Regions from separate parts of the Mus musculus genome. Here region 1 is linked to region 2. A link is a loop called in an ENCODE intact Hi-C map of the cell type or tissue named here. Cell type or tissue: heart. All regions are shown on one strand. Each heading gives the region's core, and the rest is flanking DNA. Links, peaks and the distances in the headings are about the cores only. Region 1 holds the start of Chaf1b (chromatin assembly factor 1, subunit B (p60)). Region 2 holds the start of Morc3 (microrchidia 3).

What was found. A loop is a pair of places that touch in the nucleus more often than their neighbours do. Peaks named below come from ENCODE experiments on the same cell type or tissue, not always from the same donor. Only the 100,000 strongest peaks of a DNase experiment are listed, where the experiment ranks them.
Region 1: it touches region 2 in a loop (3-fold over the local background); 9 of 42 quality-filtered maps call a loop at or near these places.

What each region holds. Positions count from the first base shown.
Region 1 is chr16:93,877,026-93,886,529 of GRCm38, reverse strand. Chaf1b (chromatin assembly factor 1, subunit B (p60)) reads right to left here and starts at 2,629. Exons shown (of 14, transcript NM_028083.4): 1 at 2,555-2,629; 2 at 1,909-2,064; 3 at 1,039-1,171. The coding sequence starts at 2,034. In heart, for the core only: CTCF peaks have their summits at 4,436 (motif pointing left) and 7,195 (motif pointing right); a DNase peak (open chromatin) is centred at 2,639; H3K4me3 peaks cover 2,540 bases; H3K27ac peaks cover 1,852 bases.
Region 2 is chr16:93,826,400-93,835,903 of GRCm38, reverse strand. It overlaps Morc3 (microrchidia 3), which reads right to left and starts at 3,783. Exons shown (of 17, transcript NM_001045529.3): 1 at 3,556-3,783. The coding sequence starts at 3,594. Gm30881 (a long non-coding RNA gene) reads left to right here and starts at 2,812. Exons shown (of 3, transcript XR_876266.3): 1 at 2,812-3,053. In heart, for the core only: no CTCF peak of the experiment used is centred there; DNase peaks (open chromatin) are centred at 3,013 and 3,713; H3K4me3 peaks cover 2,152 bases; H3K27ac peaks cover 1,432 bases.

The DNA of each region.
Region 1 (9,504 bases), core at 825-8,824, 50 kb before region 2:
CATGTCAGCCTGACGGAGCAATGGTCTGAACCTGACAATTTCTCCTGAGGTGACTATAGGTTCACTGTGTAACGCGATCCTTTTAGGCCAGTGAAGGAGGGAGCAGGAAATACAGACAAAAAGAGCTCACTCAAAGCTACCCGGAAGCCTAGCTACATACATAGCTCGTCAGGGAGCCTGCTAGAGATGAGATGGCTGGACAGATCAACACTCTTCATGAGCCGACTAAAGGGAGGTTTCGGTCTTCGAGGCTAAGGGACTTTGTAATGGGGAACTGCCCTAGGGCCACCTTATAGGAGACAGCCTATTGCCCCCTCAAAGCTGTTCCACTTACAACAAATATGTGAATGCATGCATGTGGTGTGCGTGTACAATGAATGCATGTACACAGACACTCACACCCCACATATTTTGGGCATTAGGGCGCAGAACGCAACTATTCCTCTTTTTCCAAACCAAAACTAAGGTTTGTTTTACTTTCTACTGTTGTCTAGAGTATTTAATGTACGGTATAAGGATTACTTTTTCTGTATTCTTTTATCTCATTTAAAAACAGGTGCACAATACAAATTAATCTACCCCAAACAGGCACAAATTCTAAACATTCCCGAAGCCCATTAATTACACAGAGGTTCAGTGCTGACTCTGACAACCAGACAAGCCCCTGGGATGCTGACAGATCTACCACACCCAACCAGCCTGCAGGCAACAAATGGAGAAAGAACTATTTTCAGATATATCTTCTGAGTTTAATGGGTGTCCTTCATCTTCCATCTCTGACACACTCCCAAAATGTTACCTGTTTAGTGAGCTGAAAGGCAGCCAGGGGAATAGATACAATAAGCTCAGATCTCACAGTCCTATTCTCTTTCCCTGAAAAGACTGTTACTATTTAGCCAGGCCTGGTCTTGAACTCTCAGTCCTCCTGTCTCAGCCTCCAACATGCTGTGATCACTGGTCCATGTCAACCCAGCTCAAATGTCATTATTAGACAGGAGATTCGTGTCAGGTTTAAGGATTAATAAGGACAATACTTACCATCTCCTCCAGATGCTAAAATCTCCCCAGTTGGAGAAAAGCGTACAACATTGACAGCTTTGGTGTGTCGAGCAAGATTGGAGAGAAATTCCACAATGGCTTTCCCATCTGGCCCCCTCTCCAACTTCCAGATCTGTCGACAGCAAAGCATACATTGCAGAAACACACTAGCCACCTCCTAACTCCCTTCCAGGAGACAACAACTTATCTTCTGGCAGAAAATGCAATTTCTTTTTTGAAACTTTGTAAATCAAAGGAAGTATTAGCAGAAATGCACACCATCAGTCCCCTTACCTGCTATTCCCCTCTTCCAGTTCTTTAGAGCAAATGGGCAAAGCACAGAGCACAGGAGCTAGGCTCAGTATTACTATTTTGAGACAAGGTCTCACCTAGCCCAGGCTGGACTCAAACTCACTACTGTTGAGAATCTCAAACTTCAGATCTGTACCGTATGGGTATTGGGGATACATGCCTGGCACCACAGAGCTCTTCCTAGTTTAGTATTCTAAAATACTGAGAACCCACTTGTAACAATGTAGCAAATAGCCGGGCCGTGGTGGCCCACGCCTTTATTCCCAGCACTTGGGAGTCAGAGGGTTCGAGGTCAGCCTGGTCTACAGAGTTCTAGGACAGCCAGGGCTACACAGAGAAACCCTGTCTTGAAACAACAAACAAAACAAACAAAAACAATGTAGCAAATGTTAAGAAAGCTAATCTTCTCAGCATTCCTTGCTTTCCCCAGGCCTCAGAACTTAGTACACTGGACTAGGTGGCAACCCGACTTGAGTTGCTGCCTTCAGTTTTAAACAAAGGAATGAAAACGTGAGCTCCGCGTAGAACCTCCCCGTATCCTCCCGCCTGTCCATTTACCCTGACGGCGGTGTCCACCCCCGCGGATGCCAGCCTGTGGATCTTCCAGGTTGCCCCATGCTGGAAGTCCAGGCTGTACACTGGCTCCTTGTTGTGCCAGGCGATTTCACACGTGATCACTTTCATCCTCCAGAGTTTCCGCCAGGCAAAGGGAGGCTGGAAACGTTAGCAAAGAGTTAAACAGCGACCCTGGAACATGAAGGGCGAGCCGGGGAAAGAGCACAGAAGCCATTAGCGACGCCGACGGCTCAGACACCTGCAATCTTCAGCTAAAATGCTCCCGCAGGTAGAGAGACTTCCACCAGTGTACGGTTCCGGAAGAGAAAGAAACCAAACACCCCAGACGGAGGCGAGGACGGGCAGCACAGAGCATCGTGTTGAGGTGGGGTCCCAGAGACCGGTACCGGAGTACTGGCTATCATCCCGGGGAGCAGCAAGGGAGGGAGTTCACGGGGAGGGGCGCGGGTCCGGGCGGCCCAACCCGGCCTGGCGGAAGGCGCGCGAGTCCCGGTCCCGGTGGGGACTGTGGTCTGGGACGAACTGCCTTCTGCCTGCGCCCGCGCTGAGATCAGAACTCACGGCCCCGGTGAGGAGCTGCAGCCCAACCCAGGTCAGAAGCGCGGAAGCCGGGTATCAGCAAACCTACCTGCAGTAACTCGGTCCACCCGGGGCCGCCACAGCCCGCAGCTTCCCGCGCGCCGCAGGCCACGCCTCCGGTCACGCCTCCTCGGGGCGGAGTTCCGGGGCGTCCCGCCTCCGCGTGGGCGGGGCTGTCACAAGACAAAGTCTCTGAATGGGAGGGTCCAGGGCATCCCTCCTCCCAGTGGCCAGCAATCTCCCGGCACCTTGGCTTCCGGTGGGCGGAGCTCTGGGCTCTTTTCTTTCTCGTGGGCGGGGCTGTCGCGGCTCGTGGCTCCTGTTGGGCGGGACTGGGAATCCCATTCCCGCGCCTCGGAGGAGTCCAGGCTCGTCCAGCTTTGACGTGCTAACCCGAGATGCAAGACGTCCTACCTACCACGCGTCAGTGTCACATGCTCATCGGACAGATCTTCCCGCCTGGAATTTACGGTCTAGAAAGAAAAGCGGGACTAGAGACGCAGGCAGCTGATTGCACGCTTAGCCAACAGCAGCGGTTCTGTCACCAGCCCCTGCCGGTGATCTCAGCACTCCAGAGGACCCTAAGAGGAAGGTTATCCTCAGCTACAGAGAGTTCCAGGCCAGCCTGAACTAAAGACTAAACAAAAAATATATAACATTTCTTATAGGGCAGATGGGAAACTTTGGGACTCATCTAATATAACCAAATAAGAGTGTCCCAGGCAGTGGATATTTGAGAGCTGTCCTGCCCCACCAAATATCTCAAAATGGCTCTGGAGTTTCAAAATGTCAATAAAACAGCAATGCCTTCGCCCTCTCTTAGCGATGTGACAGACGCCTAGAATGGTTGTTATGATGGTAATCCCAACACTCTGAAGGTGGAAATGGGAAGATGATCAGGAGTTCAAGGTCAACCTTAACTACACAGCAAGATTGAGGCCAGCCTCATGAATGTGTAGGAACTTCCATTCCAATTATGTAATGGTTAATTTATCCACCATGACCTTCTCAATAATGTCACATATTTTTTAAAGATTCTTGTCTCCTATGGTTTTGACTTCTTACAGGCCAGCATATGAAAGTTAAGGTTTTTTTTGTTTTTGTTTTTGTTTTTGTTTTTTTTTTTTTCCAAGACAGGGTTTCTCTGTACAGCCCTGGCTGTCCTGAAACTCATTCTGTAGACCAGGCTGGCCTCGAACTCAGAAATTCACCTGTCTCTGCCTCTCAAGTGTTGAGATTAAAGCCATACACCACCACTGCCCGGCGAAAGTTGGGTTTTTATAAAGAAATGATCTCAAGAGCTGGAGAGGACTCAGCATGTAAGAGCACTGGCTGCTTTGGTCAAGGCCCTGGGTTCAGTTTCCAGAACCCACATGGTGGATCATGACACAGTTCCAGTTAACCCAACACCCTTTTCTGACCTCCAAAAGCACCAGGCACACATATGGTGCACATGCATACATACTGTGATGGCTTGTATATGGTTTGCCCAAGGAGTGGCACTATTAGAAGGTGTGGCTTTGTTGGAGTAGGTGTGTCACTGTGGGTATGGGCTATAAGACCCTCATCCTAGCTGCCCGGAAGCCAGTCTTCTCCTAGCAGCCTTCAGATCAAGATGTGGAACCTTCAGCTCTGCCTGCACCATGCCTGCCTGGATGCTGCCATGCCTTGATGATAATGGACTGAAACTCTGAACCTGTCAGCCAGCCCCAATTAAATGTTGTCCTTATAAGAGTTGCCTTGATTATGGTGTCTCTTCATAGCAATTAAATCCTAAGACACATACATACAGGCAAAACTCACACACATAAAATTTAAAAATCTTTAAAAAAAAATTGGGCTGGTGAGATTACTCAGCCACTATCTTCTGAAGGTCCTGAGTTCAAATCCCAGCAACCACATGGTGGCTCACAACCACCCGTAATGAGATCTGATGCCCTCTGCTGGTACATCTGAAGTCAGCTACAGTGTTCTTATGTATAATAATAAATCTTTGTGCCAGAGCAGCAAGCAGAGGTCCTAAAAATTCAATTCCCAACAACCACATTAAGGCTCACAACCACCTGTACAGCCTGTACAGTGTACTCACATACATTTATGCTTTTTTTTTTTTTTTTGGAGACAAGGTCTCTTGTATCCCAACCCATTATATAGCTCTCAAACACGATGTCACCTCACCTGAGAATGACCTTAAGTTTCTGCTTCTTCTGCTGACTACTTCCTGAGTGCTGGAATTGCAGCATGCACCACCATGCCTGATTTATACACTGCTGATGTATGCACCAGGGTCTTGCGCTCGCTTCCTGAGTTGAACTACATCCTGGCCCCAAGGTATACCTTCTACATTAAAAATACAGAATAGGTTTACAACAAAATAAAAATATACAAGATAGAAAGATTCTGCAGGAAAAACAATCCAACTATCCACTCTAGATCTACCGTGTAGAAACTGTGTCAGAAAGCTACATCATCTTAATGTAATTACCAAATCACAAAAATGTTTCTCAGTGCCATTTTGTCTAAGAACTCACTTATCAACATCAGTAAACCCAAGCCATTTCTATCTGAATTATTAACATGGGTCATATGGCTTCCTGGTTTGCACTTGAGGAATGTATTCTTTTTTTGTTTTGTTTTGTTTTTTTTGTTTTTGGAGAGAGGGTTTCTTTGTATACCTCTGGCTGTCCTGGAACTCACTTTGTAGACCAGGTTGGCCTCAACCTCAGAAATCTGCCTGCCTCTGCCTCCTAAGTGCTGGGATTAAAGGTGTGCGCCACCACGCCCGGCTGAGGAATGTATTCTTAGAGTTGTGTATTAGACTCCATTTCCTTATCAGGAGCCCAATGCTTTGAAAAGCCCAAGAGTTCATCAATTTTTCAGTCCTCATGGAAAAGTGGTTTGTCAGCTGCCTGTTCTGCAAATATGCAAATATGCTTGTGCTCCAAATGTCAGCCCAACAGTGTGACCAGTTAATCGCAGCAGGACTTCTGGAGAACGTATCATAGCTATTGCCTCATATGTGTATGTGTATATATGTGTGTGTACATATGTATATCAAGTATGTATGTATGTATGTATATATGTATATACATATACATATACACACACACTAGAATATATACAATATACTCCTATACATAGGAGTATATTAGTATATATGCACATAATATATATGTACTCTAATATATACATACACATATACATATGTATGTATGTATTCTAGAACTAATAGGTTCTTTCCAGGAGCTCTGAACAAAAAAATAAGATGTGTCCACTTGTGTAGTAGTGGTACCACTGCTATTTGGGCAACCATCACAAAAAGATGTGCCCATGTCTTAGTTACTTTTCTATTTCTGGCAAGAGACACCATGACTGAGAGCTAACTGGAAATGGTGTGGGCTCTTGAATACTGTTTGGCTGAACCGATCATGTAAAACTGTCTTTTTTTTTTTTTAAGATTTATTTATTTATTTAATGTAAGTACACCGTAGCTGTCTTCAGACACTCCAGAAGAGGGAGTCAGATCTCGTTACGGATGGTTGTGAGCCACCATGTGGTTGCTGGGATTTGAACTCCAGACCTTCGGAAGAACAGTCGGGTGCTCTTACCCACTGAGCCATCTCACCAGCCCATAAAACTGTCTTATATTTGGTTTTGCACCCACAGACTAATGCTACTCTCAGCTGCCTTAAGGAATTCTCTTTCCAACAATTGGTAGTGAATGCAGAGTCACGCCTCTACAAAGTTCAAAATAAGTGGCAGATGAGTGACCTGCCCTAAACCAGGCATCTATGCTATCCCCTCTACAGCTTAGGGGATATTGCAGGGATGGGGACTGCAGTGTCAGAGCTAGTGTGGTAAGAGTACTGTGGTCATCAGCTGTAACAAGTGTGCACAAGAACAGGACAGCCAGTAGTCAAGCAGAGTCAGGGTTGGGGTGGAGGCTCTGCAGGTACCACGCCTGACTGCTAGACTATTACTGTCAGGGAAAGAGGAAACCGTTACCTTTGCTTGGATAGTCCCAACCCAACGGTCACACACAGATGGCCCTGGATAGCTTAAATTCATCACAAAGCAAAACCAAAATGTGATCCCAGGAAAGGAGGTGGTAGGGCTGAAGAGGACTTGCTGAGGACATCAAGATGAAAACAATCAGAATCATTACCCACAGGTATGAATGACACTGCCAACAAGATTAGTTACGCAAGCTCAGTCCCAATCACGAGTGTAAAGTTTTAAAGTCTCTGTGAAAAACTCTTCTAGGGTGACAAAAAAACACACCCCGACAGAGTGGCATACTTCTTGCCTTTGTCTCTGTGCGTAGACGTGTGTGTGCATTTATGTGGAGGTTGGAGGACAACTTCAGTGTTGTTCCTGAAAGGCTGACCACCTCCCTCCCCTCCCCCTCTCAGACAGGACCTCTCATCACCCTGGAACTCAAATAGGCTGTGCTGACTGTGCCTGGGCTTCCAAGGACTAGGTGTCACACCACACCACACTACTCATGTCAAATGAAGAGCCCGTGAACTGAACGGACAGGAGACTGATTATTTCTTGAAGCCCATGGAAAGGAATGCAGTAGATATAACCTGTTGTCTTGTACAAGCACATCCTTTTATTTTTCACATTATTTTATTTTTTTAAAGATTTATTTACTATTGTATGTATGTAAGTACACTGTAGCTGTCTTCAGACACTCCAGAAGAGGGCGCCAGATCTCATTACAGATGGTTGTGAGCCACCATGTGGTTGCTGGGATTTGAACTCAGGACCTTCGGAAGAGCAGTCAGTGCTCTTAACCGCTGAGCCATCTCTCCAGCCCCTATTTTTCACATTATTTTTATTATTATTTTGGGGTTTTCTGTATAGCCCTGGCTGTACTGGAACTGGCTCTGTAGACCAGGCTGGGCTCACAACCCCTGTCCAGCATGTAAGCACATCTTGAAGATGGACTTCATCTGGATGATAAAATTTTTCTAGTAGACAAATCCCAGAGTTTCACTACTACAATCTCTTTGGCTTTTGATGGCCACTCAAAGCGTGTTACACAGAACCCTAGGACTATCTACAATTATTTATTTATTTATTATTTTTTTGGAGTCCTGCTTAATTATCAGCAGGTTACAAAAGATCCTTGTTTATGGTTTAGTGGTGGTTGCTGTGACAGCCAATTTGACTTTACAATTCCCCACTCAACTTCAAGACCAGAGCCATAAAATTAACAATGTAACCAAGAAACTTAATTCTGAGAAGCAATGGATGTAGTTACACTTTCCTTTCCACCAAGCTGACATTCAGAGTTTTGGGAAATGTGGTTCACACCTCCCCGCCCCCCAAAAAAAGAAAAACAAATTCAAGGAAGGATATAGGATTTCATATCAGGAATCCAGAGACTCTCATGTCAATGAATTCATCTAGGAGCTAACGTAAGTGTTTTTCCACATAGCTGCCTGGATGCACAAGGTTTTGGTTTCATTACAGCAGCAAAGAAGATAAGATAAGGAGCAGGCAAAGAAAAACAGAACAAAACAAAACAAAACAAAACAAAACAAAAAAACCCAGAAATACTGCCAGACAGTAGAGGTGCCAGACAGTAGAGGTGCACACCTTTAATCCCAGGCAGGTTGGAGGCCAGCTTGGTCTACACAGTGAGTTCCACTACAGCCAGGGCTGTTACACAGAGAAACTGTCTCAGGAAACATGAAACAAGACAGAAGGCAACAAACACTTCCATCCAAGGAGAACATCTGCCGCTTTTGCCTATACAGCAAATTAGAGAACCACTCATGTACTTGCTACACCAAGAGATGTAACTCGCTGCAACATCCTTTGAACATCATCCAGGAAAATGTACACACACTCTAACCTTATCAGCATTCTCTGCAAAGAATCCACACTGCACATGTATTTGAAAAGGAAATGTGGTATTTGTTCATTTGCAGGGTCTGACATATTAAAAGACAAAGCTGGGGGCTGGAGAGATGACTCAGCGGTTAAGAGCACTGACTGCTCTTCCAGAGGTCCCGAGTTCAATTCCCAGCAACCACATGGTGGCTCACAACCATCTGTAATGGCATCCAATGCCCTCTTCTGGTGTGTCTGAAGACAGTGACAGTGTACTCACATACATTAAATAAATCTTAAACAAACAAGACAAAGCATATGCAAGGCTGTTTCCAACCCCTACACAGCAACAGAAAACAATGAAGATGCACTGTGTTCCAAGGCCTCTTGTTGTCTGTCAGTGGAGTGATGCGTGTCTTGAACCTTCTCAAGGAGTGATGCTCAACTGTTACCAACACCTTGCTGAGAATCTTGTGTAAACGGAGACTCATATGCAGCAAGTATATGAATGTGTCTATTTCTGCAGCCACCTCAGGAATTCAATGGCAGTTGCCCTCAGAGCATGAGGTAGTCTTTGCTCCATACCATCACTCCACCACAATTCCCACAGGAGAATACTCTTGTCTCCCCTTCCTTGCTTGCTCCTTGAGTGTAGTGTTTGGGAACACTCATCAAAGAGCTATGGAACAATGGCTCATCACTGGTGGCAGCTGTGATTAACGAGGCAACCGTTTAAAATATGCTTTCATTGCTAGACACTATATTGCACTGCACACACCTATAATCCCACTCATGAGGCAGTTAGGTGGATCGCCACACGGTTCTAAGACAGACTGGCCTATATAATGAGTTCTAGATCAATCAGGGACACAAACCAAAAACAAAAACCCTGTTATTGGGTATAGCCCCCAAAGACTGATTGCAAACTTACCTTTGCAAGTCTAAAACCTCCCCAGAGGATTCCACCATGCAGCCAGCACTACGGGTCCCAGTGCAGGTCACGTTTAGGTATATCCAACAAGGCCAACAACAGCTATTACTGTGGGCAGCACAGGACTACTACCTTGATGCTGCTCTGTATAACCCAACTGTGTGGTTCTTGTGTGTGAACTTCATGGATGATGTCATGCCACAGTGTCAGAAGGCTGGCTGTGT
Region 2 (9,504 bases), core at 602-8,601:
CCTAAATGACTCTAAAATGTGTGTAGAATAGCCTAGAAATGACACACTGAAGAATGTTGCCCTTCCATGTCCCACGCCCTGGAACTCACTCTGTAGACCAGGCTGGCCTTGAGCTCAAGAGATTCGCCTGCCCCTACCGTCCCAAGAGTTAAGATCAGAAGTGTGTGCCACCACTGCCCAGCTTAGTTCTATGGCCTTTGATAAATGAAAAGTTCATGTCTTAGCTTCTCCCCTACTCCAAGCAGGTCACAGTTATATGTAAACTGTACACGGTGTCTACAATAAAACTATGAGCACTAAAATTTATGTCACGTCCTACAACTTTTTTTTTTCGAACATTCTGAATGCTCACTTTTAGATCACAGGTCATACATACAGGTGCCAGGCTGGATCTGGTTCATAAGGTAAAAGTTTCAAACCGTCAGGAACCCAAAGCAGACAGTGAAAGACAATGCTGAAGTTTCCAAACAGCCACTGTGCTTAACTGAACATCGTTACAGCAATGGGGAAGAACCCAGGGTCTCAAGAACACCATCTGCCAACACTGCCAACTTAAAGGAATTTGGTCTGCTTGCTTCCTCGTTTCAACAGGGTTTCCCTATGTTACCCTAGCTTGCCTCTGCCTCCTGAGTGCTGGCTTACAGGGACAGGCCAAGCTTTTCTGTTCCTTTAGGATGGTTCTAGAGTCTTTCCCACACCAGGCCAAGTGCTCTACCACTAAGCTATATGCCCAGTCCTCTTTCTCATATTTTGAGACAGGGTCTTACTAAGTCTTACAGGCTGGTCTTGAATTTGTTACCCTCCAGTCTCAGCCTCAAGAGTGCCCAGTATCAATTCAATCTTTTTGTGGTGGGTTTGTGGGGCTTAACACGAAAGTAGAGGCCAGAGGCTAGCTTGAGAGTATCTTCGACCTCGATCTCACTAGTCTTATTTTTGAGACAGGGTCTCCCACTAAACCTAGAGCTCACTAGTCTGTCTAGATTGGCTGGCTAATGAGATCCAGTCAGTTACCTCCCTAGTGCTGAGATTATAGACACGTTCCTGGGGGCTGGGGACCTGACCTAAGGTCTTCATGATTTCACCGAGTGCACTTTACCAAACTGAGCCGTTTTCCTGGCCCTTCAACTTTGAAGAATCAGAGAATGCAATATGTAAGGAGGGAAAAAGGTTCAGATGCAGAACCAATTAGACATGTAATTCACCCATTTCTACTGATCAGGACTCAACCTGGGAGTTCTCTTTAGGCTGTGGCTTATCTTTCTTATTGAGTAAAGGGTCAAGAAAATGGTATAAGCTGGCCTGGAACTCTTGATCCTCTCACTTCACCTTTCTTAGTGCTGGGCTTATATTACGCCTTGTCACTTGGATGTAGCTTTTTAAAGAAATAGCATTTGTATTTTATTTTTGGTACTGCAGTAGAACCAAGGGCCGTAGCACATGCTAAGTGTGTGCTATATTACACTGGGATATATCCCTGACCCAAAATAGAGACTTCAAATACTTGTGGCAACACCTAAGGCTAACTGTCATGAATGGAAGTTCTCTAAAGGTCCATCTGTACTGAGGATCTTGTATATGTTTGGCTAACCATAACATCATGATTGAGAAATGGAATGTTGTATGACAGCCAAAATTCTCTTGAGCTATCTTTAGTGCCCTCAAGTGCTGGAGTTGAACTTGGGCCCCAGACATGGCGGCAAGTACTCTCCCACTGAAACACAGCCCAGTCCTCTTTCCTTTTTATTTTGAGACAGGTTGTCTAGGCTGGCCTTGAACTCACTCTGTAGCTCAGGCAGGCCTTGAATTTGTAGTCCTACTACCTCAGCCTCCACAGTGGATAAAATTACAGATGTACCACAAGGCCTGACTTCTTAGTCTCTCTTAAGAGCTACTTACCATCAACTCTGTATTTGACCTAGCATCCCTTTGCTAGGTAAAACTCTCAAATGTATTGTTGGGCCCAGCAAAGATCTGCCTGCTTGCTACCTGACCCCTCCAGCCAGTACTTCTGCAAATGTACTCATCTATGCATTTATTTTGTTGTATGATTTAGGACTTCTATAAGGCTGGGGATACAGCAACATAAAGAACATTTGCCTGGCAATCAGGAAGTCAGCCACTTGTTGGGTAACCCAAGACACACACTCACCACCACCGCCACCCCCATTACTCACAGGAATCTAAATCCTGTTCCAGGACCTTAGTCACTCATAATTGACACAGGATAATTTCTATCACTATCCTGGGAATAAGAACTCTTTTGGCGCCGGGCAGTGGTGGCACATGCCTTTAATCACAGCACTCGGGAAGCAGAGGCAGGCGAATTTCTGAGCTCGAGGCCAGCCTGGTCTACAGAGTGAGTTCCAGGACAGCCAGGGCTACACAGAGAAACCCTGTCAACAAACAAAAGAGCAAACAAACAAACAAAAGAGCACAAATTGCTCTTACAGAGGACCAGGATTCAGTTACCAGCACCCCATGGGCCAACTCATAACTAGCAGTGAGGGTTCAGAAGTCCTCATCTTCAGGTGCATAAGACACACACACACATAAACTGTGTGGGGGGAAACCGTACTAACAGGCAATTTAAAACAAAACATAACAAAAAATGTGAAGAATACTCAACCTCACAAAAAAAAAAAAAGGCAGACGCGATAAAACTAGGTAACACTTCATGCACACTTGGGGCTATCACATCCCAAATGACGGAAGTAGCCTAATGAATGGACGGAGACCTGCATTCTTGAAGAGCACCTACGGGAGGTGCTTTAACCTCCGGAAATCCTTACCGCTCGCCAACGAAATTACATAACACAGTAGTACCGCTTTTTTTGCCTTTGAGACAGGACTTCCCCTTGTCTCCCTAAATTGTCCTAGAATTTGCCTGCTTCGGTCACCCGAGCGCTGGGGATGCCAGGCATGGGCCACCGCAGCCATCCTTCAAACATCAAGGAAGTAACTTTCCCCGCTTAAGACCTCAGGGCCGGCAGAGAATAAAACTTTGCAGGAATCATCAGGTGAAGCCACGCCCACAATGTTTTGGACCCGAAAGTGTAAGTCCTTTTCTGCGACCACTCCCAGCCACCTCCAAAGGGTTTGCCACCAATGGGCTCGGCCCGAAAAGGCAGGGGCATGCCAAGCAAGCGGAGGAGATGAGTCCTAGCCTCCGCTCCTCCGAGCCGGGACCGACAGGGACGGACGCGTGCAGGAACCGCGCTGCACCGCAGCCCACGCCGCCCCGACGAGGCCCGGCGGCTGCTCCCGGGGCGGGCGGGTCGCGGAGGGCGCGGCTCCCACAACAGCTGTCGGGCGCCGCAGAGCCGGAGGGAGGGAGGGAGGCCGCCTCGGCTTGCCCCGAGATGCCGCGAGCGCACCGGCCGCGCGTTACAGCCGCTCCTCCGAGCGAGGAGACATGGCGGCGGACCCTTGGCCCCGCCGCGACCTCCCGGCCGCCGCGCCAGCCCTTGAGTCGCCGCCGCCCACTGCCACCTCCTGGCTGGCCCGCCTGCCCGCCCTCCTGGGACCCGGCCCGCTCCTCCCCTCGCGGCTGCTCACCGCGCTGAGGCGGATCCCGGTGGGTGGCTGCGCCGCCATCTTGAGTGAGCTACAAAGCCAGGACCGGCCTCGGCCGCAGCCCGACTGGGAGGCTACGAGTCCGCCGCGGGCTTCAACGCCCCGCCCACTTCCGGGGCGGAACCGACAACACCAGGCCACACCCACTCATTTCCGCCTCGGGCAAAGGCGAATTAGGATTCTCAGCAGAGGCTTGCCCGAGCGGGCCTGACCTGCTGCGCGCGCAGGACCCAGGCGTTGGGCGCATGCGTAGGTGAGCGGGCGGGCGCGAGCTCCTCGCCTCGCGTAGCTGGACCTTGAGATTGAAGATTGGCGCGAAGAATGATGTGTAGAAGCTAGGCAAACTCTGATGAAAATCGCACTGCAAAAGTGTAATCCATGGCCGCTGGTAATGATGTTACTGGAATCTTACAGGACAAAATGAAGAAAATAATTACTTTTTGGGTTTGCCTGAAAATCATCAGCTTTTATCCTGGTAGTGGTAGCGCACGGACACGTTAATTCAGTGTGTGTGGAGCCCGGTACTGCAGCGAGTAGCATGTAGAAATTAGTCAAGAAAGGGATGCTAAATAGTACAAGTAAAGAGAAGGTTAAAAGATTTGCAAGAGTATTTACTGCAGTCTTAACGATAGTCATATTTTTATTTATAAAAGTTCAGACGGGCAGTGGTGGCGCACGCCTTTAATTCCAGCACTTGGAAAGCAGAGGCAGGCAGATTTCTGAGTTCAAGGCCAACCTGGTCTACAAAGTGAGTTCCAGGACAGCCAGGGCTACACAGAGAAACCCTGTCTCGAAAAAAAAAAAAAAAAAAAAACAACAAAAACAAAAAAAAACTAAACAAAACGAAAAAAAGTTCAGTTCATCTTCTGCTGATAAACAATTTAGTATCCTTTATTATAGACCGCTGTCTATTAAACACTACAGTATGGGATGGATCCTCTCCTTTTCCTACACGTCAACTGTGTTTTCTCTTCATATTTTAACTGTAGGCTTGTAAAAACTTAAATACTTTTAAATTAATAAGGGGATGTAAAATTAAAACCTGTGGTATTCACTGTTTTTAAGAGTGAATAAGAGGCACAAGATAAGCAAAACTGGTGTCTAGTCTTGCAGAACAGGTGGCTGTCAAGACAGTTGAACCATGATGGCCGGTCAGTGAGCCGTGCAGTCAACCTAGAGAGTGTCAGCAGCCCAGGCTGCGCAAATTCTCCACTGAACTGCAAATAGCTTAGTCTAGAAACTCCCCTGTGGATTTGACCAGAGGTTTGTTCCCATGGGGATTCTAAATCTTGTCAAGTTGACAGGATTAACAAGCAGGTCAGCCTTGTTTTCCTGTTTCATCCGAGTCTGGTTGTCTTTGCGGGGAAAACAGTGCCTAGGGTGGGACAAATACTTGTTCATCAGGGAAGAGGATTCCCCACGGGATGCAGCTGAGGAAAGCCTGTCTCGCCACATTTTCTTGAGATCCACATAATCGCTTTGTTTTTCTTTTTGAAAGAGAGCCTCCTGTAACCCAGGCTGGTCTGCTTTGTACTTGAGGTTGACAAACTCCTGACCCTCTTGCCTCTATCTCCTAAATCCTGGGATTATAGATGTGAATCACTACCACACCTCCCTGCAGTATTTTGTTTGTTTATTGTTGTTAAACACACGTAAACTTCACCTTTTAAAGGTCAGATTAGGGGCGTTCAGTGTGTTCCCACAATGGAGGTCAATGCAGCCATCCATCTTCCACTCTCCCCTTTCGGCCCCTAATGACTACCATGCAACTCTGCATGGATTTAAGTGAAATCATGAAATATGTAGTGACACGTGGTAGGCTTTTTCTCTCCCTTGGTGAGGCAGATATAGGCCAATTTAGATCAGATTAAAAGTAAATAAAGACAGGTTGATTAGGAGGCAGCTCTTGGGTGGGTTCAGTGATCTAAGCCGCACATCCAGGGTAAAGCAAGGGGGTTTATGGGTCTTGTGCGCGGGGTGATGACGTCTGGGATTGTGCCTATACATAGTCAAAAAGACCCCGTGTGTGGGCAGCTCCCAGTCAGAGTGATGACATGTTAGTCTGGAGTTTTTTTCTTAAATCGCAGGGGGAGTTTTCTCTGTGTGGGCGGGGTCAGGGGAAGGAGGGCAGACAGGGTTTCCCAGGTTGTGCAGGGGCTGAGCAGGGGTTCCAGCCTAACAACTAGTTTATCAAATTTAGCGTAATGACTTCATATCAGGACATGTCTCAGAAATCGACTCTTTTTTTTTTTTTTAAGATTTATTTATTTGAGTACACAGTCGCTGTCTTCAGACACACATCAGATTCCATTACAGATGGTTGTGAGCCACCATGTGGCTGCTGGGGATTGAACTCAGGACGTCTGGAAGAGCAGTCAGTGCTCTTAACCTCTGAGCCATTTCTCCAGACCTGGTCTCGGCTTGTTGTTGTTTTGGGTTTTTAAAATTATCATTATTCTTTGTGAGAGTTTATTTCTTTTGTGCATGTGAGTGTTTTGCCTGAATGCGTGTCTGTGCATCACACGTGTGCAGTGTCTGAAGAGACCGGAAGAAGCTGTTAGAAGCTCTGGAAGTGGAGTTACAGTGGAGTTACAGATGATTTGCGAGCTGCCCTATGGGGGCTGGGAACCGGAACAGGTGCTCAGCGTGAACCGCCAGCGCTATTAGCCATCGGGCACCTCTCCATTCATGAATTCTGTTCGCTTTAAGAATGTGGGACTTGAAGCCGGTAGCGCACTCCTTTAGTCCCAGCACTCGGGAGGCAGAGGCAGGCGGATTTCTGAGTTTGAGGCCAACCTGGTCTACAAAGTGAGTTCCAGGTCAGCCAGGGCTACACAGAGAAACCCTGTCTCGAAAAAAAAAAAAAAAAAAAAGAATGTGGGACTGGAGAGATGGCTCAGTGGTTAAAAGCATTGACTGCTCTTCTAGAGGTCCTGAGTTCAAATCCCAGCAACCACATGGTGGCTCACAACCATCTGTAATGGGATTTGATGCCCTCTTCTGGTGTGTCTGAAGACAGCTACAGTGTACTTACATATAATAAATAAATCATAAAAAATTTTTAAAAATGTAATATCAGTGTACTAGTGAAGACTCGATGGGCTTTTCATGACCTGGTCCCTGTCCCAATTCTTCTTTCTTGAGGAGACATGAAGGAACATCTCCTCACTGCAGAAAGGCCTTCTGTGACAGAGCCAAGTAGGAGACACTGAAAGGAGCTGTGTCAGTGCGAACAGAGGAGGGCTGGAGAGACTGCTCAGCAGTTAGGAGTATGTGCTGCCTTGCAGAAGACAGTCTAGGATTCTGTTACCAGCATCCATATGGCAGCTCACAGATATAGCTTCAGTCCAGGAGACCCAGCACACTTTTCTGACCTCCCAAGGTACCAGACATTCACAAATTGCAAATATATACATGCAGACGAACATTCTTGCATACAAATAAAAGTGCATGTAGGAGAGGAGACGGAATACCTTCCTCATCTGGGCGTCATAACATCCGGGGATAGGTGCTCTGCAAACATGCTGTAAGGGTCATAGGTCTCCTGTCTCAGAGGTTTTTGCTTTCTCTCTATAGTTGGCTTAGGGTTTTATTGCTGAGAATACAAGCCATGGCCACAACTCTTATCAGTGAAAACATTTAATTAAGACTAGCTTGCAGGTTTAGTCCGTTGTCATGGTGGGAAGCACGGCATCATACGGGCAGACGTGGTACTGGAGAAGTTGCTGAGAGTTGTGCGTCTGGATTCACAGGCAGCAGGAAGAGAGTTGAACACTGGCTTGGCTTGAACATCTGCGACCTGAAAGCCCACCCCCAGTGATGCACTCCAACAAGGCCACTCCCTAATGGCATGTGGGGGGCATTTTCATTTGTACCACCACAGTAGTCCACCCCTATTCTTGGAAGTGCTTTCCTTTCTTAATAGATGGACCCTCAGAACATCCTTGCTCTTTCTTTGAAGCCTCACCCATTTCTGCCATGCGGCTCCATTGCTAGGTGTGCCTGCCTCTTTGGACCTAAGTTCAAAGGCAACTGGACCAGTAAGACAGCTCAGTAGTAACACAGCTCAGCAGGTAAGGATACTTGTCAACAAATTTGATGGCCTAAGTTGTAACCTAGGACCCACGTGGTGGAAGGAAAGAACTGAGTCGTGGTTGAAATAAGAGTAGTAGGCTCATAGTCTGAATACTGGGTTTCCAGTTGGTGGAAGTGTTTGGGAAGGATGGAGGAGGTGTGTCACTGGGCAGGGGGGGGGGCTTTGGGGTTTTAACTCTTTTTCTCTGCTTCACGCTTGTGCCATGCCATGCCTGTCTGCTGTCATACTCTGTGCCATATGATGGTGTGCTCATGGGGTCTCAGCCAGCAGAGAGTAAGAGGCGAAACGGAAGTCCACTCACTGGCTGGTGTTCACACTCCAAAGTCTGACACCAGGAAGTTTATTTAAGCACAGCACAGTTTGGGCTGGGGGTGGGGGGGTGGGTGGTATGTGTGTGGGGGGGGGGTTGTTTCCTGGTGATAATTAACTCATTCCTATTCGTACAGCAGAGCTTAAGGTGTCACTACACCAAAACTCTTGTTTTTTTAAAGATTTATTTATTGGTTTTTTCGAGACAGGGTTTCTCTGTGTAGCCCTGGCTGTCCTGGAACTCACTCTGTAGACCAGGCTGGCCTCGAATTCAGAAATCCGCCTGCCTCTGCCTCCTAAGTGCTGGGATTAAAGGCTTGCGCCACCACTGTCCGGCCTATTTATTTATTTTATGTATGTGAGAACACTGTTCCTGTCTTCAGACACACCAGAAGAGGGCATGAGATCCCATTACAGATGGTTGTGAGCCACCATGTGATTACTGGGAATTGAACTCTGGAAGTGCACTCAGTGCTCTTAACCGTTGAACCATCTCTCCAGCCTCTCGAAACTCTTTGTAAAGTACATGTGACCTCTTCCATAAAGATGGATCCCATTGATTGAAAAGCAATGCTCAACATAATTGTCTAGGGAGGATGACTGAGAAGCCGAAGAGGCTGCAGGTCTAACATCCCTGCTTCCCCCGGGCACTTGTCTGTGAGCACAAGGACCTTGTGTCTTCTACATGAGCCTGCCCTCTTAGCTGTAAACCACAAATTACATGCTTTCTCTTAGAAGTTGTTTTAGTCACAGCGTCTTATCACAGCAAGAAAAAAGCAACCCGTGTGTTCACATCATCGTGGTGCGTGGGAGCTAACACATTCAAGCAAAAAGAAATATAAATATATTTTTTTTTCAAAATCTGTGACTGTGTCTTTCTCTTCTCCATCCCCCTTTTCATGGCTGCTGCCAAGATGAACAGTTTGCATGCCCTGTTCCTTAATTCTCATAAAACGTTCTTCAAACTTCCTTCTAGGACCATCTTAAAATTCTTTCACTAACCATCTATGAATCCATGAAAGGAAACCCTATATTTCCTGGGAAACAAAAGTAAGGATTCCTCTAAATGAGTTTATTTAGCTTTTTTTTTTTTTTTTTTTGGTTTTTCGAGACAGGGTTTCCCTGTGTAGCCCTGGCTGTCCTGGAACTCACTCTGTAGACCAGGCTGGCCTTGAACTCAGAAATCCGCCTGCCTTTGCCTCCCTGGGATTAAAGGCGTGTGCCACCACACCCAGCCTATTCAGTTTATTTTAAACACGCCTAAGCAGTGGCATTGCTCTGGTGGTGTTTGTATTTTGATGCTAATTATGCTTCCCCAAGAGGGGCTGCCTTAGATGGGGACTGACTATTTGTGAACCTTCTCCTCATTTTAACTTGTAAAATAAAAGCTAGAGCCAGTGATTGGGCAGTGAAAGGGAAAGGTGGAGCTGAAAGTTACGGGGGGGGGGGGGGGGGGAGGGGGAAGAGAGGAAGACAGACCGAGGAGAACGTGTAAAGAAGATGGAGAAGCACAAGACCTAGAAAAA